2 separate regions of the Homo sapiens genome follow, and region 1 is linked to region 2. A link is an interaction called in ENCODE POLR2A ChIA-PET data of the cell type or tissue named here. Cell type or tissue: HepG2. All regions are shown on one strand. Links, peaks and the distances in the headings refer to the core of each region. The heading gives the core; the rest is flanking DNA. Region 1 has its middle 60 kb from the start of KIFC3. Region 2 holds the start of LOC388282 (a long non-coding RNA gene).

What was found. Peaks named below come from ENCODE experiments on the same cell type or tissue, not always from the same donor. Only the 100,000 strongest peaks of a DNase experiment are listed, where the experiment ranks them.
Region 1: POLR2A ChIA-PET joins it to region 2 with 13 read pairs; 15 of 35 experiments call an interaction of 5 or more read pairs at or near these places.

The regions. Positions count from the first base shown.
Region 1 is chr16:57,856,162-57,868,928 of GRCh38, reverse strand. It overlaps a transcript of KIFC3 not described here. Among named protein-coding and RNA genes, the nearest start is that of KIFC3, 60 kb to the right of the region's middle. In HepG2, for the core only: CTCF peaks have their summits at 5,179 (motif pointing right) and 9,385 (motif pointing left); DNase peaks (open chromatin) are centred at 5,198, 5,968 and 9,358; H3K4me3 peaks cover 1,850 bases.
Region 2 is chr16:57,805,170-57,815,383 of GRCh38, reverse strand. It overlaps LOC388282 (a long non-coding RNA gene), which reads right to left and starts at 4,865. Exons shown (of 4, transcript NR_169553.1): 1 at 4,600-4,865; 2 at 1,503-1,722. It also overlaps a transcript of KIFC3 not described here. RefSeq lists enhancers at 4,651-4,710, 4,771-4,830, 5,021-5,150. In HepG2, for the core only: a CTCF peak has its summit at 2,879; DNase peaks (open chromatin) are centred at 2,793, 4,953 and 7,163; H3K4me3 peaks cover 549 bases.

The DNA of each region.
Region 1 (12,767 bases), core at 1,807-9,806, 52 kb before region 2:
ATAATCCCAGCTACTCTGGAGGCTTAGGCGGGAGAATCGTTTGGACCTGGGAGGCGGAGGTTATAGTGAGCCGAGATCGTGCCATTGCACTCCAGCCTGGGCAACAGAGTGAAACTCCGTCTCAAAAGAAAAAAAAAAAAAGAAATGGAATCTTATCAACAACATAAAAAGTACATTCAGCAGCCATCTTAGGCCATAATAATGATAAATAAAAAGCGCATGCACCTGGAGCTGGAGCCTGTACTTGTAGTCCCAGCTACTTGGGAGGCTGAGGTGGGAGGATCACTTGAGCCCAGGAGTTCAAGGGTACAGTGTGTCATGAGCATGCCCATGAACAGCCACTGCACTCCAGCCTGGGCAACATAGTGAAGCCCTGTCTCCAAAAAACAAACAAACAAGCAAACAAACAAAAAACCGAAGTACACAACTTTTTTTTTGAGACGGAGTTTCACTCTCGTTGCCCAGGCTGGAGTGCAATGGCACAATCTCAGCTCACCGCAACCTCTATCTCCCAGGTTCAAGCAATTCTCCTGCCTCAGCCTCCCGAGTAGCTGGGATTACAGGCGTGTGCCACCATGCCCGGCTAATTTTGTATTTTTAGTAGAGACGGGGTTTCCCCATGTTGGTCAGGCTGGTCTCGAATTCCCAACCTCAGGTGATCTGCCTGCCTTGGCCTCCCAAAGTTCTGGGATTACAGGCGTGAGCCACCGTGCCCAGCCATAACTTTAACTTTTAACTAGGGATTCCATGTCTTTGTCTTATTAAAGCAAAATATATATTTTTTAGGCCGGGCGTAGTGGCTCATGCCTGCAATCCCAGCACTTTGCCAGGCCAAGATGGGTGAATTGCTTGAGCCCACAAGTTCGAGACCAGCCTGGGCAACATACTGAGACCCCCATCTCTACTAAAAATACAAAAATTTGAGCCAGGCATGGTGGCGGGCACCTGTAATCCCAGTTACTTGAGAAGCTGAGGCAGGAGAATCGATTGAACCCGGGAGGTGGAGGTTGCAGTGAGCCGAGATCACGCCACTGCACTCCAGCCTGGGCAACATAGTAAGACCCTGTCTCTATAAAAAAAAGTACAAGCAAAATTTGCTACCAAAGTTCACAACTTTAACTTTTAACTAGGGTTTCCATGTCTTTGTCTTATTAAAGCAAATTTTTTAAAAAGCAAAATGTTTTTATTTGAGGACTTTTTTTTTTCCTTCTCAAACAATTCTTATTGTAAGCCTTTCTCTCCAGGCAGAAAAAATAATGTTGTTTGTATTGACCTATACATTGACTTAAATGGTTAAGTAGCAGTTAAGCTGACAGGAATGAAAAATAGAAAAAAAAAAAAGTCTATCATATGAAGCACATTATTTGAACAAAAGAAATTATTTCTACTGCATTAAATAATCCAATTACCTGCTTTCATGTTACTTGCCTTCTTATTAACAAAACCCAAAATGAAATACTAGGCACATCTGGGAGGCACACAAAGCTCATAAAACAGAAGTGCTTGGACAACCAGGATAAGAGGTGACATTTTCTAGGCTGAGCCTTTGTTGGTGTGGTATCACCTCATCGAGTTGGCAGGTCCATTAATCAAGGGACACTAGCATCCAGCCAGCTGAAAAGATGGGCCTGAACTGCTGAGTATTCATTACAGGAAAAATAACTCTTATAAAAACCTCTAGGCAGAGAAGACTTATCAACAAAAAACGAGGTAATGACTACGGCATCTGTGGATGTACAGAATTTACAAATGGAATTTCAGGATGAAATGGGGAAGTGGCGGGGGCCGGGGGGGAAGGAGAGCACATTTACACTTCAATGAGTGTGAGTTCAGAAGGTAATTTTTCACATTAATGTAATATACTTTAAATCACGAGGCATGAAATGAATTGCAGGTGTTTTAAATTTGCCAAGGTTTTATTATGAAGCTGATGGCTTTGCGCTGGGCTAATGGATCATCTCCTGAAGTACTTTGGTTACCTATGTAAGCATTATTATAATTAAAAATTATTATTTGTTTAAAGTTTGTTTTTTGGCCAAGTGCGGTGGCTCATGCCTGTAATCCCAACACTTTGGGAAGCTAAGGCGGGCAGATTGCTTGAGCCCACAAGTTTGAGACCAGCCTGGGCAACACATACTGAGACTCCATCTCTACAAAACATACAAAAATTAGCCAGGCTTGTTGACACACGCCTGTAGTCCCAGCTACTCAGGAGGCTGAGCTAGGAGGATATCTTGAGCCCTTGAGCCTGGGAGGTGAAGGCTGTAGTGAGCTGCGATCACAAGACTACTCTCCAGCCTGCATAACAGAGTAAATCCCTGTCTCAAAAAAAAAAAAAAAAAAAAAAAAAAAAGTTTGTCTTTCAACTCTGTATGTTTGAAATGCTTTTGGATTTTTCAGATAAAATTGAGTTTATCCAAATGAAACGTATCATCCTTTATGTAACTGCATCAGCCATAAAAGAAATACGTCTGTAAGCTTACAGGTTGAGGCATATAGTTAATAGCAGGCAAAATAGAAAAATCAGGCACAGACCTGTCTCATGAGTCCATCACCCATAACTCCCTACATTCTTTTATGTTTGTTAGTGTCTGAAACGCACCTGCCCAGCGAGTCATCGTTTTCCTTCAAAGCAGTCTCCAAAACCCAACCATTGGATTCCAACTCCAGGCAAAAAAAACGCTGACTTGCTTTTTCCCTCTGCAGTTTCTTCCTTTTTCAAACACTTCTAGGTTATAAATGTGCCAAGAGGGAAGTCACCTGGAGGTGCTGTGTGTTATCAGACCTCGTTTTCCTTTTGTCATGTGCACATTCTTGTCAGTACAAGTGGCCTTATTTTGGGTTTGGAAAATATGGCACTGCAGTGAAATGGTCCAGTTTCAGATTTGTACTCTCTGTGTTCTTGGGGTTATGCAATAATCATTACTGTGTATATAATGTATCAGTCAATAAATGGTTACACAGGTTCCATTAGACTCCAAATGGATGAGTAAGAACAGGTTTATAAGGTAATGTACATGCAGACATAGGTTATTACGACTTGCAAATGTAATTATGCATTACAATGGAATCTCACTTTAGAAATGGCCTAAATGTAGGACTGATTTCACTTGCTCCCCACTCACAGGCCCTTATTTTATTATTATGATTATTTGAGATGGAGTCTTGCTCTGTCGCTCAGGCTGGAGTGCGATGGCATGATATTGGCTCGCTGCAACCTCTGCCTCCCGGGTTCAAGCAATTCTCCTGTCTCAGCCTCCTTAGTAGCTGGGACAACAGGCACGTGCCACCCATGCCCAGCTAATTTTTGTATTTTTAGTAGAGATGGGGTTTCATCATATTGGTCAGTCTGGTCTCGAACTCCTGACCTCAGGTGACCCACCCACCTCAGCCTCCCAAAGTGCTGGGATTACAGGCGTGAGCCACCGCACCCAGCCTATTTTATTATTATTATTTTGAGATAGTATCTTATTCTGTCACCCAGGCTGGAGTGCAATGGTGCAATCATAGCTCACTGCAGCCTCACCCTCCTGCGCTGAAGCGATCTTCCCACCTTAGCCTTCTGAGAAGCTGGAACTACAGGTGCACACCACCATGCCTGGCTAATTAAAAAAAAAATTATAGAAATGTGGTCTTGCTTTGTTGTCCAGGCTGGTCTCAAACTCCTGGCTTCAAGCGATCCTCCCACCTGAGCCTCTCAAAGTTCTGGGATTACAGGCGTGAGCCACCATAGCTGGCCTAAAGGCCCTTATTGCTCAAAGTATCTATAAAGTACCTACCCCTTTACATGTGTGCTTTGTCCAGAAGATGGTCTCAGGACAGCCCTGGGGACAGATTTTAGCAAAATCTCAACATAGTTTTCTGTTACTCAATGCTCAATTGTTTCTTTATCTTTTGTCATTTGTTCAGTCGATTTGTTTATTCTTGTTTTTTGGCAACTAGAAAGTCATTTAGCAAACAAATACTAGGTTAATAAAAATGTGTAGGTCAGTAGGTTTTAAAGAAAAGAATGTAGACACTAGTATTTTGTTATTGTTTCGCTGCTTCTCTCAGAATTATCCTTATTTCCTATAGTGTTAATTAGTCATATTTTGGTCTTATCACACTCCAATAAAGGTAAAGAGGTTGGGCTTGGGGCTCACACCTGTAATCCCAGTACTTTCGGAGGCCAAGGTGGGAGAATCACTTGAGCCCAGGAGTTCAAGACCAGCCTGGGCAAAAACATAGTGAGACCTCCCCGGCCCCAATCTCTACTGGAATTTTTTTTTTTGAGACAGAGTCTCGCTCTGTCACCCAGGCTGGAGTACAGTGGTGCGATCTCGGCTCACTGCAACCTCCATTTCCCGGGGTAAGATTCTCCTACCTCAGCCTCCTGAGTAGGTGGGATTACAGGCACGCACCACCATGCCCAGCTAATTTTTGTATTTTTAGTAGAGACGGGGTTTCACCATGCTGGCCAGGCTGGTCTCAAACTCCTGACCTTGTGATCCACCCACCTTGGCCTCCCAAAGTGCTGAGATTTACAGGCGTGAGCCACTGTGCCTAGCTGAAAAATTTAAAATTAGCTGGGCATGGTGGTACATCCCCGTAGTCCTTGCTACTCAGGAGGCTGAGGTGGGAGAATCGCCTGAGCCCAGGGATTCGAGGTTGCGGTGAGCCGTGATCATGCCACTGCACTCCAGCCTGGGCCACAGAGCAAGACCCTGTCTCAGATAAATAAATAAATAAATAAATAAATAAATAGTAAGGAAGAAACTTGAAAATACATATATATTCTTAATAAATACTTAATTTGTGGTTTTATTGAGTTATTGGAGTCCCATGCCATAGGCCCTTCAAAAGTACATGTCCTCCCAAGAAAAATATTTAATTACAGTAACAAGCAGTAAATTGATAAAAGAACAAGAGGGCCAGGGTACACAGGAATTGTTTTATTGCCTTTTCCATGTCTCAGGCATTCTATAATTGTCTACTTCATCCATGTTCTGAAGCTAATTATTTATTCCATCCCCAGGATAAAGTTAGGTCTCTTGGTTTAACTTTGTATTTGCAGGTTTGACCTAATTCCTTGCCGGCTCATAATATAATTAAAGTTGGCATTTCCTTCTCTTATCCGCCCTCCCCACTCCCCGGCTTTCCCTCCCCGCTGTGTGCCTGTTTATCACTAGATGGTGCTAAGACTTGGGTTATAGCTGCCAGAGACTCTGGGAAAGTTGTTCAGGAGCCAAGCAGGCTGGAATTTGAGAACTGGAAGATGCCTTCAGAGCTCATCCGGACAGCACTTTTGTTTTACAAATGAGGAAACAGAAACTCAGTGAAAATAAGTAATTTGTCAGAGACCCAGAGATCTCTCCCCTCCTTTTTTTTTTCTCTTTCTTATCTGTTAATAGCTTCCAGTGTTACCTCATCACCCAGGAAGGAGCACAGCTCAGAGAGCAACAAGGTCAGAGTTGCTTTGCAGAAAGCACTTTGGCAGCTGCATGGTACCATTCATTGATTCATTTATTCATTCCAAAAGCAGTTATTGGGTACCTACTTTTTGCTTTGCATAGTGCTAGACGTTGGGAATAAAAATCAGATGAGAATTCCTAGGATTCTAGGAATTCACATTCTCTTAGGAAATACAGAAATGCAAAAAAAAAAAAAAAAAAAAAAAAGAAAGAAAGAAAAAGAAAAACAAACAAACAAACAAAAAAAACAAAAATCACCCCCTAAATCAAAGATGCTATAATAGACGTGATTATAGGACACTCTGGTCACTTGGAGGAGTTTGCAGCCAGCTGCATTCATAATTCAAAGGGAAGATTTTGGTGAGCTAACATTGGAGGCTGAAGCGCATATCGGATCTTGTAGGCAGAGGAATGGGAGGGAGGGCAGTCCAGGCAGACAGCATCATGGGTGAAGGCTTGGAGAGCTGGTGAGGCTTGGTGGAGACAGCAGCTGATTGTGGCTGATGACCAAAGGGCAGGGTCAAAGGGGCAGGTGGTAATCTGGGAAGGAGGGGACGGACTTCATCCGAGGTGTCATGTTCAGGAATTTGTACTTTATCCTGAAGGCTACAGGACAACCCAGTAAAACGTATTGCTCGGAAAATGGCACAGATGGAGTTTCTTTTCAGGAAGAACACTCTGACAGCTGCATGGAAGCCCAGACACCAGGAAACCCTCAGATTGGAGGCTGGTGTCCCGGAGCAGTGCAAGGTAAGGGCCTGGCTGGGTTGGGGCAGTGGGAATGGGAGGAGGAGGCCTGTTGGAGAGAAATTTCAGAAGCAGGACTGACAACATCTTTTTGAAAAACAGTGATTGGGATTGTAGCTAATATTCTTAGAAGATGGTTACCACTCTGGTATTTGAATTACTTATAAAACATTGAAGGGATGAAATTTTAATTGAATACACATATTACTTGAATACAATTTTTGAAATTATTTTTAAAATACAACTTAATGGCAGTATAGTAATCCTCCCTTATCCACAGTTTTGCTTTCTGAGGTTTCAGTAACCCTCGGTCAACCAAGGTCCAAAAATATTAAATGGAAAATTCCAGAAATAAACAATTCATGAATTCTAAGTTGCACGATGTTCTAAGTAGCTTGATGAAATCTCAGCCAGGCAAGGTGGCTCACACCTATAATCCCAGCACTTTGAGAGGCTGAGGCGGGAGGATCACTTGAGCTCAAGAGTTTGAGACCAGCCTGGGAAAGACCCTGTCTGTACTAAAAAAAAAAAAAAAAAAGCCAGATGTAGTGGTAAGCACCTGTAGCCCCAGCTACTCAGGACAGAAAATTAAATAATAATAATAATAAGGACGTCAAAAAGCTCCCAGGGAGTAGCAGGTAAGCCCAGCTGCCAGAATTCGCTTCCAGAAGCTCATCCTTGTTCTTTGATGATCTATACATATGACTAGCCAGTACTTCCACTCCTTCAGCTTGAAAATATTTTACCTGTTGGAAAGATTATTATTATTACTATTATTATTTTGAGGCAGAGTTTCACTTTGTTGCCCAGGCTGGAGTGCAGTGGCACAATCTTGGCTCACTGCAAACTCCGCCTCCCAGGTTCAAGTGATTCTCGTGCCACAGCCTCCCAAGTAGCTGGGATTACAGGTGCACACCATCACGCCCGGCTAATTTTTGTATTTTTAGTAGAGACAGGGTTTTGTTAGGCTGGTCTTGAACTCCTGGCCTCAAGTGATCCACCAGCCTTGGCCTCCCAAAATGCTGGGATTACAGGTGTGAGCTACCGCGCCTGGCCTAGGAAAGATTATTTTGATCACATGGCTCCCTTTTGCCCTTCTGGCCCCCAGTACCATGGTGCAAATTGTTTTATGATCGACCCCTGGGAAAGTGGACGCTGGGTCCACGGTCCTTCCTGCCACCTGCAATACATCCTTGGGAACATCCAGACCAGCCATGTGCCCTGATCAGCTTTGTTTCATTTATGAGATTGATAATTAACAAATTAATTATCTAAGGTTGTGCAGTGAGAGAAGGAAAGACATTGAGATAGAAAGTTAATAGTGTCAGAGATGTCCTAACCAGAGTGACTCCATCTTGAATAAAGGCTGGGTAAAGCCAATCCTGCTGGGTAGCATTCCCCATTTCCAGGGGGTTGGTACTGTTGGTCACAAGATATTTATGGCTGAGGGGATGAGTTAATGATGCTAACTTACCAAATAAAGACCCAGAACTTATGGAAACGTCCCAATATTTCAAGAACAAAATGCATTCTTAGTTTAAGAATAGGTTTTGCTTTAAAGATAATAGTACACATATAAATTCTTGTGGAAATCAGTAGTAGCATAGGAAAATAACAATACTAATAGCCCGTCACAAGCTGATCAAAAGTCTTTGTAATGAAGTATGCTATTCTTAACAACCTATATAAGCAAGCACTATGTTTAAGGTGAGGCATTCTTGGCCAGGCATGGTGGCTCATGCCTGTAATCCCAGCACTTTGGGAGGCTGAGATGGATGGATCTCTTCAGCTCAGGAGTTGAAGACCAGCCTGGCCAACATGAAAAAACCCTGTCTTTACAAAAGATATAAAAATTAGCCAGGCGTGGTGGTATGTACCTCTAGCTCAGCTGCTTGGGAGGCTAAAGTGGAAGGATCAATGGAGCCTGGGAGGTTGAGACTATAGTAAGCCATGATAGTGCCACTGTACTCCAGCCTGGGTGACAGAGGGAGATATTGTATCTAAATAAATAAATAAATAAAAAGTTTAAAGTAGGGGCATTCCTCCTCTTGCTTTCTGAGGAAGCCCTACTCCGTAATAGTCTCTAACAAACTATCTTAACTTCGCTATACTCTGCAACTTGCCCTGAATTCTTTCCCAAGAAAGTGAGATCTAAGAGCCCACTCTTGGGGTCTGGGACAAGACCCATTTTCTGGTAACAGCAATGGTAATGAATGAACATATGTAAGTTAATTATCATTTGGATGTCCAGTTTGATTTTCTTATTTTAAATTTTTTTGAGACAGAGTTTCACTCCTGTTGCCCAGGCTGGAGTGCAATGCATGATCTTTGGCTCACTGCAACCTCCTCTTCCCAAGTTCAAGTGATTCTCCTGCCTTAGCCTCCTGAGTAGCTGGGATTACAGGCATGTGCCACCATGCCCAGCTAATTTTGTATTTTTAGTAGAGACGGGGTTTCACCATGTTGGTCAGGCTGGTCTTGAACTCCTGACTTCAGGTTATCCACCTGCTTCGGCCTCCCGAAGTGCTGGGATTACAGGCGTGAGCCAGAGCCCCAGTTTGATTTTCTAAATTGTACTCTGCCTTTATAGAATTTCCTAGGGAGGAATTAAGGGAGCTTCACCTGCCCCACTTGTTTTTATTTTATTTTATTTTATTTTATTTTATTTTATTTTATTTTATTTTATTTTATTTTATTTTATTTTATTTTTGAGACAGAGTCTCACTCTGTTGCCCAGGCTGGAGTGCAGTGGCACGATCTCAACTCTCTGTAACCTCTGCCTCCTGGGTTCAAGCCATCTTTCCTCCTCAGCCTCCTGAATAGCTGGGACTACAGGCATGCGCCACCACACCTGGCTAATTTTTGTATTTTTAGTAGAGACAAGGTTTCACCATGTTGGCCAGGCTGGTCTCAAACTCCTGCCCTCAAGTGGTCTGCCCGCCTCAGCCTCCCGAAGTGCTGGGATTACAAGTGAGTCACTGCACCCTGCCTTGATTTTATTTTAAATGTTTGTGGGGAATGTGGGGATGAAACTAACAGTTCCCTTTGTAGTGACCTACACAGTTGCCCTCCCACTGTAACTGGTGTATGACTTCGGCGGGTGTGGGAGGAGTGTTGCTTGTGGGAAATTTCTAAGGCTGATGTAGACAACATAATCTTAGGGTCTGTAGCAGCTCAGCAGGAATGAATGAGCCCCCTGCTGGAGTTTCTGAGAGCTTCGTGAAAACAGCTATAATTAGTATCTCCTTAGTGAGACTCTTTTGACGCTTTAACTAAAGTCATTCATTCCATTTTAACTGCATGAAGCAAGTGCTGGAGGAAGGAGGGTGAGGAACGTAGCCTTATCTTAAGTCTAGAAGTGGAAGCAGACAAAATACTCAAGCTGAGAATATAGATTAGTAAACTCCTTATTTTTGGTGTGTGTCTTTAGCGTAGACATTTCTGGAAAGGCTTGTGTCTCCTCTTTGTGATCAGGCACAATATTATCTTTGCTGCCCATCACAGTATAAAGTTGTAGAGTAGTAATGGCTTCAAGGAAATCTCTAATCCTCCAGAATAGAAACTGTTCAAATACTTTCTGAAATAAAGAGGTGGATATGGTCCTATGTATTATATTAAGATAAGAACAAGGTAAAGTAAAAGTGTCTGTTTGCCTTTTTTGTTATAAAACCAAAGAATACGTCACAGAATATTTTTCCATGCATTTGTCTGTCTTCATATACATAGCAATTAAATTTGTTTTGTGAATTCAATTATGTATTTTCTTTTCTTTTTTTTATTTTTTGAGACAGTCTTGCTCTGTTGCCCAGGTTGGAAAGCAGTGGTGTGATCTCAGCTCACTGCGGCATTGATTTCCCCAGTTCAAGCTATTCTCGTGCCTCAGCCTCCGGAGTAGCTGAGATTACAGGCACGTGCCACCACGCTCAGCTAATCTTTTTTGTACTTTTAGTAGAAACAGTGTTTTACCGTGTTGGCCAGGCTGGTCTTGACCTCCTGACCTCAAGTGATCCGTCCACCTCAGCCTCCCAAAGTGCTGGGATGACAGGTGTGAGCCACTGCACCCGGCCTCAATTATGTAAATTTAAATTTGTTAAGGGAGGGGATGGTTAAAAAAAAAGCTATGTTTGTGAATTGGTGAGATATAGAAAGTTAATGACATGCAATTATACACCTGGAGCAGAACTCCAGAGAAAGACAATGCTGGCTGTCATGATGTGCACTGACTGTCATGAGGTGCACTTTAATTTTCTATAAATGGTTCACGGACCTTATATTGGATATCTTTCTGCTATTACTGAAATGAGACAGGAAGGAAAAATCAAAACAAAACAAAAAGCAAAAATAAAACAAAAAACTAAAATTGGCTTCAGCTATTTCTGTGTTCCGGGGAAGGGAAGGCTTCTTCTCCTAGGGGCGAAGTGCTCTGCGCCCGGGAAGACATATAATGGACATTTGGATTGCAATGAGGCTCTGAGACTAAAAGAAGCTAAATTTCTTTGCTCATTCAGTATCAGGAAAGCTAAAAAAAGAAAGCTATTGCAGCACTATTCATAGTAGCAAAGACTTGGAAACAACCCAAATGCCCATCAATGATAGACTGGATAAAGAAAATGTGGGGCCAGGCGCGGTGGCTCACGCCTGTAATCCCAGCACTTTTGGAGGCCGAGGCAGGTGGATCACAAGGTCAGGAGATCGAGACCAGCCTGGCCAACGTGGTGAAACTCCATCTCTACTAAAAATACAAAAATTAGTCGGGTGGGGTGGCATGTGCCAGCTACTCGGGAGGCTGAGGCAGGAGAATCACTTGAACCCAGGAGGCGGAAGTTGCAGTGAGCCGAGATCGTGCCACTGCACTCCAGCCTGGGCGACAGAGAGAGACTCTGTCTCAAAAAAAAAAAAAAAAAAAAAAGAAAGAAAGAAAGAAAGAAAAGAAATAAAAAAAAAAAGAAAAAGAAAATGTGGCACATATACACCATGGAATACTATGTAGCCATAAAAAAGGATGAATTCATGTCCTTTGCAGGGACATGGATGAAGCTGGAAACCATCATTCTCAGCAAACTAACACAGGAACAGAAAACCAAACACTGAACATACTCACTCATAAGTGGGAGTTGAACAATGAGAACACATAGACACAGGGAGGGGAACGTCACACACTGGGGCATGTTAGGGGGTGGGAGGCTAGAGGAGGGATAGCATTAGGAGAAATACCTAATGGAGATGACGGGTTGATGGGTACAGCAAACCACCATGACACGTGTATACCTATGTAACAAACCTGCATGTTCTGCACATGTATCCCAGAATTTAAAGTATAATTAAAAAAAAAAAAAGAAAGGTTTTAGGGGGTTCTGGGAGACTTACGAAAGTCAGAAATGGGCTAAGAGTCTCAGGAGGCCAAGCTGAAGTCAGGGGCCCTGGAACAAGATTTGGAAACAGGCTGTGCTAAGGAAGAAGAAGCCAGTATCTAAGGTATGGCGATTCCTGACCTTCACGTTTACTCTTTCCTGAGAATGTTGGCAGAAACCAGAAGAATATATCCTTCTCTGAAGATCCTTGGAAGACACACAGCACACAGGGAGAGTGGGCCTGTGCTGCTCTGCCTTGGAATTAAAGCACTGCTGTATCTTTTGCAGGTGGATTTTGTGGTATGTGGTCAGTTGTAGGCATTACTAATAAATAGCAATCCATCAGATTCATTGGTATCGGGGTAATGCTGGGCTCACACAATTAGTTAGGAAGTGTTCTACTGGTGTTATATCTTCTTGAAATGTTTGGTAGAATTCACCAGTAAAACCATCTGGACCTAAGTTTTCTTTTCTGGAAGGATTTTAGCTATGAATTCAATTTCTTCTAACGGATATAGGACTATTTAGTCTGTCTATTTCTTCTTGGGTGGGTTTGGTAGTTTGTGGCTTTAAGGAATTGGTCCATTTCATCTAAATTGTCAAACTTATGTGCACAGAGTTGTTTGTAATATTTCCTTATTATCCTTTTAACATCTGTGAGGTCTTTATTATATACACACTTTCCTTCTGATATTGATAATTTCTGTCTTCCCTCTTTTTCTTTGTCAGTCTAGCTAGCAGTTTTAATTGATTGTTTCAAAGAACCAGCTTTTGGGTTTATTGGTTTTTCTCTATTCTTTTTACACTTTTCTTTTCTTTCTTTCTTTTTTTCTTTCTTCTTTCTTTTTCTTTCTTTTTTCCCTCCCTTCCTTCCTCCCTCCCTCCCTCCCTCCCTTCTTTCCTTCCTTCCTTCCTTTCTTTTTTTAGACACGGTCTCTGTCACCCAGGCTGGAATGCACTGCAACTTCCACCTCCCAGCTCAAGCGATCATCACACCTCACCCTCCTGAATAGCTGGGACCTCAGGGGTGTGCTGCCATGCCAGCTAATTTTTGTATTTTTTGGTAGAGCCAGGGTTTCACCATATTGCCTAGGGTGGTCTCAAACTCCTGAGCTGAAGCAATTCATCCATTCTGGCTTCCCAAAGTGCTGGGATTACAGGCATGAGCCACTGTGCCCAGCCTTTTTTTTTCTTTTTTTTTAAATTTAAATTTTAGTTA
Region 2 (10,214 bases), core at 1-8,000:
CTAAGCACAGAGATGTACCTGTGGCCTTGAGCTAACAGAAGCAACCCGGAGCTACTCTGGTTACAAATGAGCACAATTCTGCCTCCAGTCAGCCTCCCAGGACCCCCACAGCCTTGGGCACCATTTATCCAGGTGGCTTGTTTGCCACCGGGCTCTGTGCATTGCAGGACTTGTTTGGGCAGAGTCTGTTTCTGTGGGTAGAGACAGGGCTGATGTGAGAAGCAAAAGGAGGTCACCCCAAGTTCCCAGCCACAACAGACTGCCAGCATCAGCCTCCAAAGATGGTATCACCCCAGCCTGGACAGGGCCAGGCCTGCGTGTCCTAGAGCATGTGCAGAACTCTGTTTCTGAAATTCCTTCCTACCTAAGGCTGGTTTCAGTTCCAGCCATATTTGAATTTTGCTGAGTTTGAGTGTCTGCTGTGCACTAGGTTTTATAGCGGACAAAAGAATGGCAATAATAGGCCAGGCATGGTGGCTCACACCTGTAATCCTAGCACTTTGGGAGGCCGAGGTTCGTGGATTGCTTGAGCTCAGGAGTTCAAGATCAGCCTGGGCAACATGGTGAAACACCATCTCTACTAAAATACAAACAACTGGGTGTGTTGGTGCATGCCTGTAGTCCCAGCTACTTGGGACGCTGAGACACGAGAATTGCTTGAACCTGGGAGGCAGAGGTTGCAGTGAGCTGAGATCGCACCACTGCACTCCAGCCTGGGTGACAGAGCATTTGTCTCCAAAAAAAAAAAGAATGATAGTAATGATAATGATGGTGGTCCTAATGACAGTGACAGTTTCTTCATCTGTAACATGGGATAATTATAGTGCCTGCCTCATAGGTGCTGTAAGGATTAAATGGGAGAGTTCATGTAGAGTACTTAGCACATAGTACCTGGCACATAGTACGTGCTCAATAAATATTACCTGTTAATGAGGAAACTGAGGCTCAGAGACTTACCCTAAGTCACACAGCATGGGAGCCTGAATCAGGGACCTCCAATCTAATGTAGGAGACTAACAGTCCCCCACAGTTGTGAATCCAGTGCTAGGTGAGCTAAGGGAAGGGGAGGTGGTCCTGGGGAACTTCTGACTAGGTGGTATCAGGAGTCCCCATGGAGGAGGTGATGCTTCCATTGGGCCTCACAGGTAAACGGCTGCAGGTGGGGATATGGGGGTGTGGGTGGAGCATATGAAAAATTCAAAGACCAGAAAGAGGGTGCCTTGTGGGGTCAGTGGGAGAGAAGGCTGGGCAGGGCGGCTGCAGGCAGATGGTGAAGAGCTCTGAATGCATGCTGAGGAATGACCCACAATGACAAGGTACCCCATTGACTGTGCCCTTGAGAGGCAGTGTGGTGCAGTGGTTCAAGACTTGGACTCTGCAGCCAGCCTGCCCCAGTCAAATCTATAGCATGAGGACAGTAGCGGGATGTACAGGAAGAATAAGCAGGAGTGACTGCACAGCCCCTACCCGGTGCCAGGGTAGATCCCTTCACCTCTGCCTACCTGTCTACCAGGGACCGCATGGCTTTTATGTCCAGGAGAGCATGGGGTTCTGTCTTCAGGCTGTGACTCTGGAGATGCCTTGAGTCTCCCGAGTCCCCGGTTCTCTTCCCTCTGAAGGCACGTGCTGCAGAGGCTGTGAGGATGCCAAGCCCACCTGCATGAGTGGTGCCCGGGTGCAGGGAGGTGCTGGACACACGCAGGATGCCAGGTGGGAGGTTTGCTTCAGAGCATAGGAAATCCTAATTATTGTCATGCAGGCACTCGGCAGGCATGCAGGTTTGACCCCAGGGCTGGGATTCTCAGAAGGTGGTTAGAGTCTCCATTTGTTCACTTAAGACAGGGGCATCCGGTGCCATTTGCCCCAGGAGGTGGGCATGAAGAGCATAGGACAGGGAGGCGTGGAGGGGGTGGAGTAGCGTGGGGGCAGTGCGTGCTTTCTGGGTTATCTGGAGATTTAGACAGGGACACTGTGCCTCCAAGATCCTCTGGCTTCTCCTTTTCCTTTTATTTATTTATTTATTTATTTATTTTTGTATTTTATTTTATTTTATTTTGAGACAAGGCCTTGCTTTGTTGCCCAGGCTGGAGTGCAGTGGCGCAATCTCGGCTCACTGCAACCTCCGCATCCCGAGTTCAAGTGATTCGCCTGCCTCAGCCTCCCAAGTAGCTGGGATCACAGGCGTGCACCACTACGCCCAACTAATTTTTGTATTTTCAGTAGAGATGGAGTTTCGCCATGTTGAGCAGGCTGGTCTCGAACTCTTGACCTCAGGTGATCCACTAGCTTCAGTCTCCCAAAGTGTTGGGATTAAAGGTATGAGCCACTGTGCCTGGCCAGGTTCTCCTTTTTCAACAGCAAGTTGCCTAAACAGTACAAGTGGAATGAGCTCCTGCCTCTTATTGGCCAGTTTAGCCCTCGTGATGGATCCCTTGCACCTGTGCACCTGGCTCAGCGTTAGGTCTAGTCTGGGGTTGCCTCTTGGGCAGCTGCATCTGCCTGTGCCCCACAACTGCCAAGCAGACATGGCTGGACCAGTTCGGGGGAGCCCCTCAGGGGCAGCAGGTATTCCTTACTCACACTTTCTGGAGTGTTAAGATGTTTCCAGGCAACTGAGAGCGCCCTGGCCAGCCCGGTGTTTCGGTGTTTCCAGTCCAGGCTTTGTTTCCAGGCCCTCCCTGTCTGAGCAACACCTCATCTCACCCTGACTCATGGGGTCTCTCCCGCTCCACCTCCAGCCGTTTTCTTGCCACCCTCCCCACATTCCTTCAGGTCCACACACACCTGCCCTTTGATTCATGGCTCTTTCCGCTCTGAGGAAGGCAAGCACCAAAGGCCAGGGCCCCATCACACTCGGTCAGCAGCTGGGGCCACCGCCTGCCACTGGGTGTCTTCACACACACCTTTCCTGGACTCTGGAGTGAGGCTGCTTAGAGGGGGATGATTGCAGAGGGGCTGGGTGCTGAGGGCCCTATTCCCAGAAGGCAAATCCCAAAGGCAGCTCTGGCCTGACCTCTTTTTTTTTTTTTTTAAGAGATGGGGGGCTGGGCGCAGTGGCTCATGCCTGTAATCCCAGCACTTTGGGAGGCTGAGGCGGGCAGATCATGAGGTCAGGAGATCGAGACCATCCTGGCTAACACGGCGAAACCCCATCTCTACTAAAAATACAAAAAATTAGCCGGGCGAGGTGGCGGGCGCCTGTAGTCCCAGCTACTCGGTAGGCTGAGGCAGGAGAATGGCGTGAACCCTAGGGGATGGAGCCTCCAGTGAGCCGAGATCGCGCCACTGCACTCCAGCCTGGGTGACAGCGAGACTCCGTCTCAAAAAAAAAAAAAAAGAGAGAGACGGGGTCTCGCTCTGTCACCTAGGCTGTAGTGCAGTGGTCTGATCATAGCTCACTGCAGCCTTGAACTCCTGGGCTCAAGTGATTCTCTGGCCTCAATCTTCTTTTTTTTTTTTTTTTTTGAGACGGAGTCTTGCTGTCACCTAGGCTAGAGTGCAGTGGCACAATCACAATCTCGGCTCACTGCAACCTCTGCCTCCCAGGTTCAAGTGATTCTCCGCCTCAGCCTCCCAAGTAGCTGGGTTTACAAGCTTATGCCACCATGCCCGGCTAATTTTTGTATTTTTAGTAGAGACAGGGTTTCACCATGTGGGCCAGGCTGGTCTCGAACTCCTGACCTCAAATGATCCACCTGCCTCAGCCTCCCAAAGTGCTAGGATTACAGGTGTGAGCCACTCCGCTTGGCCCCACGCCTCAGGCCTTCTAAGTAGCTGGGACCATAGGTATGCACTCCATACCCAGCTAATTTTTAAATGTTTTTGTAGAAATGGGGTCTTGCCACGTTGCCCAGGCTGGTCTCAAACTCCTGGCCTCAAGTGATCCTCCCTGCTCTGCCTCCCAAACTGCTGAGATTATAGGCGTGAGCCATCGCGCTTGGCCTGACCTCTGTGTAGGTCTCTCTCTCTCCTGTCCTCCCTCCTTCCTTCTTCCTTTCTCTCTTAAACGGCTTTACTGAGATATAATTATCATACCATAACATTCCCTGTTTAAAGTGTACAATCCAATAGTTTTTAGTATATTTACAGAGTTGTACACTGTCACCATAAACTAACTTTAGGACATTTTATCACGCCCCAAAGAAGCCCCATTCATAGTCACTCATCATTCTCCCTCCCAGGCCCTGGCAACCACTCAACTACTTTCTTTCAGTGGAGTTCCTTGGAGAAGCAACTGTGAACAGTGAAGCCAACCCCAGGTACTGAGGTGGGATGCTCCTGCCCTTGGATCAGGCTTTCAGCAAGCAGAGTCCCAGAATGAGGACCATCCCTTCCAGCTGGCCCACTCACTTCCTTGTGGCTGTAGCCCTGAGAAGGTCACCAGTCCACCCTCCTCCTTTACCCAGGGAGGGGCATGAGACCCAGAACAGGGAGGAAGTCTGACCAAGGTCACATCGTGGGTTGGGGACACAGCTCCTGCTGGCGGTACCCACCATCTCTGGCACTCCAAGCTATCTTCCCACAGCAGCCCCTACACATCCATAGGCCTTCCACTGGCCTCAGTCTCTCCATCTGTACAATGGGAATAATAACACCTACCACACATGTTGTTGCGGGGATTGAATGAAAGCAAAGGCAATCCTGTGTGTAAAGAGTTTTTCCCTTTGCCTGGCATGAAGCTGTCCCTCAGCCCATTGCTGAAGTTGAATTAGATTAAATTCCCGTCCTGGCATTCAGGGCCCTGCACATTCTGGTTGTCTGGGGTGGATGGAAGTTTGTCCCTCCCCTCCCTTGGAAGGTGGCAGATGGAAGCCACTGGAACCGCAGGATCCTTGCTGCTTCCTCTCGGTCACCTGGAAGCTGGTGGTGTCAGCGGGGCGGGCGGGAGGTTGACACTGGTGGCGATGACTCAGCACTGAGAGCTGTGGGAGTCTAGTTAATCAGCAGCGTCAAAACTTCCTGTTGCTGTTTGCAAACAAGGGCCACCCCCAGAGGAGGAGGACCAGAGCTAGGGGAGAGGCTGCGCACCACAGAACCTCAGCAAAGCGAAGCTACAGTTTAAAGGCAGCAGCAGCAGTGGTGCTAAGAGTTCAGCAGGTGGTCAGGGGCTGTGGCTATGGCTTTCCAGGAGCACGTGGCTTCCCTTATGGCCCCTGTCCCCATCTCCCCACCCAGGAGGAATTTTTTTTTCCCCCAGTAGTAGCTGATTGACTTACTGCAAGGAGCCCCAGTGAAGTGCCAGGGTGTGAGAGCAGGAATCATGGTGGTGGCACCAGATGAGACTCATCCGTCTAGGATGGGCCAGAGTGTTGGACCGCGGGGTACTGAGGCGTTCCAGGACTGACCTCAGAAGATCTCTGAGGGCTTAACAGCAGGCAGGGATTGGGAGCACTGAGTCAGTGCTCTCAGCCCCACCTGGCCTGGCCCAGCAGACAGAAACACTCCCGGCCTGAGCACCTGGCAGAAGAACCAGATACGCCCCTCTGGTGACAGCCATCGCTCAGATATCTTTATATATGCCTCATGCCTCCCAGGAGAACCAGCCAGGGCGAGAATTCCAGATCCAAGAGAAAAACTGTAAATTAGCGTGAAAAGTAGTTCTCGTCAAAAAATGCTGCCAACGACAGTGTAAATTTGGTACAGGCCTTCTGAGGGGCAATCTGGCAACATGTTTAGAAAGTGAAAAAAAAATGCTCAGACTCTTTATTCAGAAAGATTTTTTATGAAATTGACAACCTCTCTTCTCCCTTCCCTCCCCACACCAGGGAATGAACGGGCTGTGTGGGTGGCAATGGTGACAGCAATGCTGTTTATAAAAGTGACAAAAATGGGAGCTACTCAAATATCAGACCCTACGGAATGGCCAGCTCAGTCAGGGCACAGGCTCTCAGTGGAATATTATGCAGCCATTTAAAATAGTTTTTTGCTGGGTGCAGTGGCTCACAGCTGTAGTTCCAGTACACGGGAGGCTGAGGTGGGAGGACTGCTTCAACTCAGGAGTTTAAGGCTGCAGTGAGCTCTGATCATGCCACCTCACTCCAGCCTGGGTGAGAGAGCGAGACCCCAACTCTAAATAAGTGAATAAATGAAATACTTTTCAGCCATTTTTATTGAGTGCTAGGTGCGCCCCAGACACTGGAACCTCCATTCTGAATGTGACCTTGGCTTTATCCTATGATGTCTGCACTTCAGAAAAATGTAGGCATTAGCAGGAAAAAGTGACATGGAAAATGCTTATTATAATAATTAAAAAAAATTTAGAGATGGGAGTCTTGCTATGTTGGCCAGGCTGACCAACTCCTGGGCTTAAGCGATCCTCCCACCTCTGCCTTCCAAGAAGCTGGGACTACAGGCATGAGCCACCACACCCAGCACTTACATGATTCAAAGTAAGAAAAGGCAGAGTAAAAAATTCTATCCGGTCTTTGCCTCCCACTATAACTGCAGCTTGTGTTTGCAGAAATGCCAATTGTGTGCCAGATGCTGGGCTGAGGGTGCTATGTGCTTGCTCCAATTTACATCTCACCATAACTCAATGGGTTAGACACTAGCCCTACTCTCATTTTCACAGGAGGAAACTGAGGCACAGCAGAAGTGACTGAGCCAGTGAATGAGCTCAAACCCAGGTCTGCCTGGCCTCAGAACCACCTTTAGCCATCTCTCTATACTGTCTCTCCTTAACACAGAAATGACATCAGCTCAAGGTCAGATACTGGAAAGAAAAATCTGGGCCAATGACAATAAGTGAAGGGTGGTGGGATTTGGTGTTTTAGTTTTTGTGTTTTTCCTCTCTCTCTTGGTTTCTATTAGATTTGTGCAGAAAAAAAAAAATTTTAAGTTCAAAAACAAAAACTGCCACCTAGAATTTGCAGCAGGTGGGGAGAAGTGAATGAGGAAGTGGGGAAAAATGCGAAGGATGTTAATAACGCATGTGCTGGTTTAGAACCCGGAGCTATAACAATTTAGGAGCAAGGAGAGAAGCGGCAGAACACTTAGCAAGGAGGAGCCCGGCGGCTTCTGGAGGATGGTGGGAGGATCCTCGGGCTGAGAGGCGGGCCGGGGGCGGGGCTTATTTGGCCCGTGCTACTCTCAGGGCGGTTATTGCTAAATCTTTTTATTACCTGGTGCTTACGTCCATTATCTCCTCAATGTTTGCATTCCTCTCATTTTTTTAAGACTACAGGAAATGATAAAAGGGGAAAAAAAACCTCACAAAGCCTCCGTTTGCTTTTAGCCTTGGAGTGCTAGGAGGGAGGGAATCTCCGCCAAATTCCTCCTTGAGTCATAAGGCTTTAGGTTCCCCTAAACTGAGAGTTAGGGGAGAACTGTCGAGTTCAGTCTTTTTGGCCAATGCAGAAAGGCAGCCACCATTTGGATTTTAAAGCAAGGTGGTTTCCTTTTTATTTTCTAGTCCTCTTAGAAGGTTTTTTTTTTTTTTTTTTTTTTTTTTTTTTAAGACAGGATCTTGCTCTGTTGCCCAGGCTGGAGTACAGTGACACGATCATAGCTTACTGCAGCCTCAAACTCCTGGGCCCACGCCATCCTCCCGCCTCAGCCTCCTGAGTAGCTGGGACCACAGGCCTGTGCCACCGCGCCTGGCTTGTTGTTTTGTAGAGACAGGGTCTCAATATGTTGTTCAGGCTGGTCTAGAACTCCTGGCCTCAAGCGATCCTCCTGTCTCATGAGCCACTGTGCCTGGCCGGCAAGGTGATTTTCTTGGGGGAAAGATTGCCTTGGTTCTCTGAAAATGGGAGAACTGTTTTCCCCTGTTAATACAGCTTCTAGAAAGGAAGGGACACAGGGAGCAGGAAGGTGAGAGGGAGAGAAAAGAGTGAGAAAAGTACCATTAGTTTAAATATCACTTGAACACCTAATGCTTGCTGAGCTGGGTCTAGAGCAGACAAGGATGACAGGAATTTACAGTCCAGTCAAGGGACATCCAAGACCACCACCTCTCCATGCCCACTGAGGAGCCTGGCTTCCTGAGAGCTTGCAGCTGTGAGCCTTGTGCCAGACCCCCTGAGGTGCTCAGGGTGAGTCATGTGCCCAAGACCTGCAGTTGGTGACATGCAAAGCTGGAAACCAAATTCATGCTTATGGGGCTGGGTGCAGTGCCAGGCTCTTCACCTCCAAGAGCTCTTCCACGGGGTTTTTTTTTTTCTTTTTTTAGACAAAGTCTTGCTCTGTTGCCCAGGCTGGAGTGCAGTGGCATGATCTTTGCTCACTGCAACCTCCACCTCCTGGGTTCAAGCAATTCTCCTGCCTCAGCCTCCTAAGTAGCTGGGATTACAGGCGCCCACCAGCACATCGGGTAATTTTTGTATTTTTAATAGAGATGGGGTTTAGCCATGTTGGCCAGGCTGGTCTCGAACTGCTGACCTCAGGTGATTGCCCGCCTCAGCCTCCCAAAGTGCTGGGATTACAGGCGTGAGCCACCACGTCCAGCCTCCTCCGTAGTTCTTTCTGCGGTGCTCATGATGAATGATTTCAGAGGGATTGGAAGATTGGAAGATGTGGATTCAAAAAAGCAGCTAATTGGGTCAGGATTACTTAATATGCGGCTCACTCCAGAATGAGTTTCTCCAACTTCAATAAATGTTCTGTTACCCAGAAGCATGAGAGGACACACTTTTCACAGCTGCAGGGCACTCCTTCCTGACCACATGGAAATAATTGCTAAGGAGCCTTCTCTTACTTCCTTTTGGTAGAAATTATCATTACTTTACATGGGAAGAAAGTCTGTTTGGGTACATTTCACGCACCTGTTCTTCCCTTCTGAATTCTATGGGATCTATGGATTTATTCAATGAACATGTCTGTGATACCAGGCCCTGAGCTGGGGTCAGCTGAGGATTTCCCTGTGATCAAGTAACGAAAGGGTCCTGTCCTGAAGGAGCAGATGGTATACACAGGAACGCCATCATGATCCAGGGTCGGGGATGCTGCAGGGGGTGAGTTGAGCCCGCCTGCTGGTGCCTGGGAGGGTCAAAGAAGGTGACCTCTAAACTTGAAGGAGGGACAAGCAGGTATGGAATTGGCCAGGTAAGGGTTAGTGGAGGCAGATGAGAATGGGGTGAAGGAGAGGGGCTTTCCAGGCAGGGAGGACAACATTTGCAAAGGCTCGGAGAAGACTTGATCTGAGGTTAAATCATTTAAAATGGGAAAATCATGTAAATCTTATCTGTGCTTTACTCTGGGTTGCTATGAGAATCAGATTAAACACAATCTGACTTTTCATTCCCCTTCTTTCCTTCCCTTTGGGGAGCAGAACTCTCAGGCTCTTGGCCACTTCTCTGACGAATGCCTGAGCAGTAAAGGGTTTCAGGCCCTCTGAACACAAAGATGGGTCAGGTGTGGTGGCTCATGCTTGTAATCCCAGCACTTTGGGAGGTTGAGGCGGGCAGATCACCTCAGGTCAGGAGTTCGCAAGCAGCCTGGCCAACGTGGCAAAACCCCGTCTCTACTAAAAATACAAAAATTAGGAGTTTGAAAGCAGCCTGGCCAACATGGCAAAACACCGTCTCTACTAAAAATACAAAAATTAGCTGGGCGTGGTGGCGCATGCCTGTAATCCCAGCCACTTGGGAGGCTGAGGCAGGAGAATTGCTTGAACCCAGGAGGCAGAGATTTCAGTGAGCCGAGATTGCGCCACTGCACTCCAGCCTGGGCAACAGAGTGAGACTCTGTCTCAAAAAAAAAAAAAAAAAAAAGTCTATGGGCATACCACCGTGAACACACCTGATCTTGTCTGAACACAAAGATGGCGCTGCTAGTCCCTGCCTGGGGATGGGGTGGATGTGGGCGTGGAATTGCAGTGTTCTGGACACTGTCTTCTGTCTGGCCCTCCCTGAGACAGCTGTGCCTCTGCCAGAGTTCGGCAGGAAGGGTCAAGGCTAAGGCTGAACCCAAGAGTCCTCCCTCAAGGGTTTAGGACTTCAGTGTTGGAATGGCCAGGTTTCAGCAAAACTTGCACCTTTCCCGGGGCCAGGAGAGTTGGCAGCCTCCTATGCAAATCATCAGCGAAGTTTCTGGGTTAGAAATGACCTTGGAGTTGGTACGTAGTTCCTGATGACATTGTACATTCTTAAATTCCAACAACTGGGATGGGCATGGTATGGTGGCTCATGCAAATAATCCCAGCACTTTGGGAGGCTGAAGCAGGATGATCGCTTGAGGCTAAGATTCTGAGACCAACCAGGGCGACAGAGCTAGAC